Regions from separate parts of the Homo sapiens genome. Here region 2 is linked to region 1. A link is a loop called in an ENCODE intact Hi-C map of the cell type or tissue named here. Cell type or tissue: endothelial cell of umbilical vein. All regions are shown on one strand. Each heading gives the region's core, and the rest is flanking DNA. Links, peaks and the distances in the headings are about the cores only.

The links. Hi-C counts contacts between places; a loop is a spot of excess contacts. Peaks named below come from ENCODE experiments on the same cell type or tissue, not always from the same donor. Only the 100,000 strongest peaks of a DNase experiment are listed, where the experiment ranks them.
Region 2: a loop joins it to region 1, with 8 times the contacts of the local background. A loop is called at or near these places in 7 of 110 quality-filtered maps.

The regions. Positions count from the first base shown.
Region 1 is chrX:52,994,362-52,997,274 of GRCh38, reverse strand. It overlaps a transcript of FAM156A not described here. Among named protein-coding and RNA genes, the nearest start is that of FAM156A, 37 kb to the right of the region's middle. In endothelial cell of umbilical vein, for the core only: a CTCF peak has its summit at 1,361; a DNase peak (open chromatin) is centred at 1,694; H3K4me3 peaks cover 1,404 bases; H3K27ac peaks cover 847 bases.
Region 2 is chrX:53,045,806-53,048,718 of GRCh38, reverse strand. No RefSeq gene overlaps it. Among named protein-coding and RNA genes, the nearest start is that of GPR173, 1.5 kb to the left of the region's middle. In endothelial cell of umbilical vein, for the core only: a CTCF peak has its summit at 1,294 (motif pointing left); no DNase peak of the experiment used is centred there; H3K4me3 peaks cover 523 bases; H3K27ac peaks cover 517 bases.

The sequences.
Region 1 (2,913 bases), core at 267-2,766:
ATTACTCTCTTTCTTTCCCTCTATCTTCTCTGTGTCTGTTACTTTCTCTCTCAGACATGGGGCTAGGTGTGACCTCACTCATGCTATCAGGGCCCTTGATCAGCTTCTTCTAAGGGTATCATCCTCTGACATGGATTTTTCTGGGGAGCAGTTGGGAGGATACCTTCTGAGTCTAAGGGATTGTCCAGGAAAGGCATATTTGGCTGCAGAGGGGCTGGAGGAGTCCCTCGGCAAAACCAGGAGCTCTTCCCTATACTTTGAGTGACCTGGGCCTCTGGCCTCTGAAAGAAGCATAGGAGCTTCTCTGCTAAAAACTTTCCCATGGCTCGCTCAGAGTAAGTCAAAGTCCTTGCCATGGCCCAGAAGGTCCTGTATAATCTGGTCCTCATTACCTTTCTGAGCTCATCTCCCACCTCTTCCAGCAACACTGGCCTCCTCACTGTGCCTCACACATGCTAGGCAGAGTTCCACCTCAACACTTTTGCACTGGTTCTTATCTCTGCCCAGAATGCTTCTCTCAGATATTCATCTCCTATTGAAATGTCAATTTCACGTTCTCAGAAAGATCTTCCTTGGCTACTCTTTCTAGATAGGATCCTCCCCTCTTCTATTTCACTACCCTGACTTTTCATTACAGCAATTACCACCACCTGACAAATTACATGCTTACATTTTTGTGCCATATGATCCCAATAGAATGTAAGCTCCACGAGGGCAGGAGTTTTTGTCTCTTTCCACACAGCTGTATTCCTAACACCTATAACAGTGCCTGGCACATACTTTGGACAGAATGAATAAATTAGCAAATGAATAAACCAATGCAAAATTCTGGTGAGAGATATAGCTAGACAGGTTGAGGATTCTGCTAGGGCACATATTCAGGTGTGACAGGATTTATTTGGCCTACTCATTCTCCTTGGGGGCCCCTGAGAGATGGCCCTTTCCCTAACAGAGCTTGAAGGTCCTGCTGTCCCTCTCACCCATTACTGACAGTCAAGGACAGACACCTGGCCCGCATCAGGCCTTCTGAGCCCAGTCAGGAGTTCCATCCCTCCTGCCCCTTGGGGGACTGTGGCTGGGTTCCCAGGCCAGCAGGCCCCCCATTAGATCTATTCTGCATTACCCAGGGAGGGACAAGTGAGCACAATGCCCAGCACGTGGTAAACGTTTGATGGTGGACGCTGCAGGAAGGTAATGGAAGTCTGCTGCTTAGGAACACTTTTCTCCTGTTCAAGATTGCAGTGAGTATACAGTCAGTTTTTGTCCTGACTTTGCCCTCTCACCCTCTGGGGACCAGCCCGGAATGGTCCATGGGTATCTGCATCCACTAGCTGTTCCTTGTTTGCACCACCAAGGGGCGCGCGGGATGGAACAGTTCTATCCTGGGATGTACCACTGAGGGGCGCAGAGGAAGGACAGTCCACTCCGCCTGTCCATTTTGGAATAATCCCTTGTGTGCGACAGCACTAAGGGTCTCTTTAAACCCACGTGTAGCATCCGCCACAGTTCCTGCCCCGTTAGGTCCGTCCCTACTCGCACCACTCGGTTCTCCCAGCCTGTTCGAGGCATCATTTTCACTTTACCTCCACCCCCTCGTTTCTACATAGTCAAATCCCGCTGGGGACCGCAAAGGGGCAAGCGATTGGCTCCAAGATGTGAAGGGCGGGGTCGAGGGCCGTCCCGGGAGGTGATTGGTTACTGCGAGAGTGCCCCGACTAAGCTTTTCCGGGGCGCGGAGTGGCTCCGGATGGACCGGCTAGCCCCTGCCTCCCTCTTCGCATCTCTGGTTCCCATTGGCCTTCAGTTTGTGACAGGCACGACGATTGCGGAGCTGAAGTTCAGGCAGCGGGAGCGAGGAGGGTGTGTGGCTTTTGATACAGTAGAGTTCTTTGGCCTACTCACCAACTGACAGTCCCAAAGGGGCTGGAGATGCCACCCCGGCAAAGTTCGCCCTAGTCATTTGCTTCACGTGAGCTCTTTCAGTCTTGTTTATCCTTAACTCGGTGACAAGCCTAGTCTGGCGCTTTTGGCACGGCACCATCGTTCCTCCCGCTACACTCAATTAATGTCCAGGGAGCGGTCTCTGAGCTTGTTTGGTGTTTGCCTAGGAAGTAATGCGGGTGAAGCAGTTTCGGGGATGTGTATCTTTAGGCATGACATCTCAGATGCTGTTTGGGTGTATTTGATCACTCTGGGCCGTTTGGGGTCCAGATTGTGTCTGAATGGGATATTTTATCTCAGTGGATTTTGTGTGCCTATGTGTCTGGATATGCCTTCTTTTCTTTTCTCTTGTTTGTTTTCAGAGTCTCACTCTGTCGCCCAGGCTGGAGTGCAGTGGCTGATCATGGCTCACTGCAGCCTCATACTCCTAGGCTCAAGCTATCCTCCCGCCTCAGCCTCCCGAGTAGCTGCGACTATAGGTGCTCACCACCATGCCCGGCTAAGTTTTTTATTTTTTATTTTGTAGATATGGAGTCTCGCTATGTTGATCAGGCTGTTTTTGAACTCCTGGCCTCAAGTGATCCTCCCACCTCGGTCTCCCAAAGTGCTGGGATTACAGACATGAGCCACCACGCCTGGCCTGGGTGTGCATCTTCTGAGCTTTTTGGACATTTGTGTCCCTGGGTGTGAGAGCTCTATGTAGGTGTCTGCACCCCAGGATGTGAAGTCTCTGAGCTGTTTGCAATTCTGGGTCCCAAGTTGTGATGTTTCCCAGCTGGTGTTGGTGAGGACAATTTTGCTTAAGGTATAAAGTATCTGAGCTGTTTGGAGGAGGGAGGGGTCTCTGCCCAGAATGTAGGTTCTCTGATTTGTCTGGGGACTTTATCTTAAGATTATGTGATGTTTCTGAGCTACTTGAACTTCTGTTTCTGTTTTGTATTAGGTTGGGAGGTGTCTGAGTGGTTTGGGGGG
Region 2 (2,913 bases), core at 244-2,743, 51 kb before region 1:
GAGCATCCGAGGGGGGTCCTCATGCAAAACGAGGGCACCAAGGGCCTGCCAGAGGGACCCTCCTGGCCTGGGAACCACCCCGGTGCACACAAATCCAGGTCCCACGATGCTGGGGACACCCAGCCTGGATAGAGCATCAGTGGGGAGTCCGGGGCCCTAAGCTGGACCCCATCAGGCCTGTCCGTCCCCCCTCTCCTCGATTTGCACGGTCCCTGCCTCAGGGGCGGGCGGAGGAGGAGGGAGGCAGGGAGGGAGAGGGAGGGAAGGAGGAAGGCTGAGCAGGCAGGGAGACTCCCAGCTGCCAGCCTGGTCCTCCCTGGGGCGGGGCGGGGAGCGGGGGGGGGGGCGGGGGGTGCTGGCGAGGCCAGGGAGCAGCCGGCTGGCTGACTGGGTGGGGACGCTGGCGTGGCGGCTGTGCTGCCAGGACAATAGCTGGCTGGGGAAGTCAGGCTCGGGCCTTTCTGAGATGCTCGAGAGAGGCATGAGTGGAGGTGGGGAGAGATGGCCAAGAGGCTGCTGAGAGAGCAACTCACATGGGCTACAAGTGCAGAGGAGGCAGGGCATAGAGGACGCTAGGATCTGGGTCGGGACAAAGGTCCGGCGAAAGTTTCTCAAAAGCTTTGGGCTGGGAGGCATGCTTAGGGCCCGGAGAGGTGGGATTCATAAACTGATTTAGAATGGGGTTCTATGGGCATTTTCCCTGCAAGGCCTGGAGGTTGGCTGGGGGGTTGGGGTGGGAAAGGAGCGCTGCCCAACTCTGAACAGCCCCTCTCAGGATATCTCCTGTGCCATCCCCACTTTCTCGGGGCCAGCAGACAGGCAGAACCCATACTTAAAGCCATGTCCCAGGACAACAGAATAGGAGAGGTGAGGAGAACGCTTGGTAGGCAGAGATATGAAGACAAGGAAAAAAATATTTGTTTCAAATATGATTAAATTGGGACCAAATGATGCTTCAGTGGTTCCCCTAAGTTACAGCATTCAAGAATTCAAATTATCTTGATATAAGAAATTGTGTTTTATTTCCTTTCTTCCTTCATCCATTGGTTCCTTCATTTATGACAAATGGTTTTATGTTAGGCCCAGTGCTGGGCACTAACAGTACCGGGTGACTCAGACCTATGCTCTCTGCCCTTAGGAAATGCAGGCTCTGCTACCAGACTGTGGACCTGGAACCCACTTGCATCTGAATCCCCTGGAGAACTTGTAAAGTGTAGATACCCAAGCCTACCTCCCAGAAATACTAATCTAGGAGGTTTTCAGATGGGGCTTCAAAACCTGCCTTTTGACAAGGCCCTCCGGTGGTCATTTTTATGCCCACATGCTTTGGGGAGGGAGAAAAATCCATGGAAAATTAGAAAATGTTTTGGAGGCCGGGTGTAGTGGATCATACCTGTAATCCCAGCACTTTCGGAGGCCAAGGCAGGAGGATTGCTTGAGTTCAGGAGTTTGAGACCACCCGGGACAACATATTGAGACCCCGTCTTTATAAAAAATTTAAACCTTATCTGGACATGGTGGTGTGCGCCTGTAGTCCCAGTTACTTGGGAGGCTGAGGTGGGAGGATCACTTGAGCCCAGGATGCTGCAGTGAGCTGTGTTCTCACCACTGCACTCCAGCCTGGGCAACAGAGCAAGACTCTGTCTCGAAAAACAAACAAAAAAAGGCAAAACGGGCTGGGCACGGGCTCACGCCTGTAATGCCAGAACTTTGTGAGGCCAAGGCAGGCAGATTGCTTGAGCTCAGGAGTTTGAGAAAAGCCTGGCCAACATGACAAAACCCTGTCTCTACTAAAAATACAAAAATTGGCAGAACGTGGTGGTGCGCACCTGTGGTCCCAGCTACTCCAGAGACTGAGGTAGGAGGATTGCTTAAGCCCAGGAGGTCGAGGCTGCAGTGAGCCGAGATCGTACCACTCCACTCCAGCCTGGGCGACAGAGCAAGACTCTGTCTCAAAAAAAAAAAAATGGCAAAACAATAAGTCTTCTAAAATATGATGTAAGAGAATATCTTTATAACTTTGGGGTAAGGAAGGAATTAAACAAGACAAGAAGTAATTACCATAAAGGAAAGGAGTGATACATTGAACAGCATTAAAATTTAAAACTTCTGGTTATCAAAAGATACCATTAAAATAGTGAAAAGATAAGTCATAGAATTAGATAAAATATTTGCAAAGTATATATCCAGTAAAAGGCTCATATCCAGAATATACAAATAACTTTTACCAACCAATAAGAAAAAGACAGATAACCCAAAAGAATAACAGACAAGATACTTGAACAGGGACCTTGCAAAAGAGGATAGCCAACTGGCCAAAAACTTAGGAAAATGTGCTAAACCTCATTGGTAGTCAAGAAAATACAAAATGAAACCATGCTCACTAGATTGACTAAAAAGAAAAAGACAATACCGAATATTGGTGAGAATGTGGAGTGATAAGAGCTCTCATACAGTATTGATGAGAGTATAAATTGATATAGCCACTTTGGAAACTGTTTAGCAATATCTACTAAGGCGACCACGTGCATACTTCATAACCCAGCAGTTCTACTTTTAGGTATGTGCCCATCCAAAATGCATATATATGTTTACCAAAAGACATTGTGGTAATGTTCATAAAAGCACTATTTGTAACAGTGCAAACTGGAAACAACCCAAATACCATCAATAGGAGAATGAAAAATAAATTGTGGTATATTTGCACATTGGAATAGTATACATCAATGAGAAGAAATGACTTACAACTACAATATGGATGAATCCCACAAACATTACACTGAGCAGAATAAACCAGACAAAAGAATACTGTATGATTCCATACATATAAAGTTCAAAACCAGGCAAAACCAATGTATTGTGATAGAAGTCAGAATAGTGATTACCATTGGGGTCTGAGTAGGAGGCCTAAAG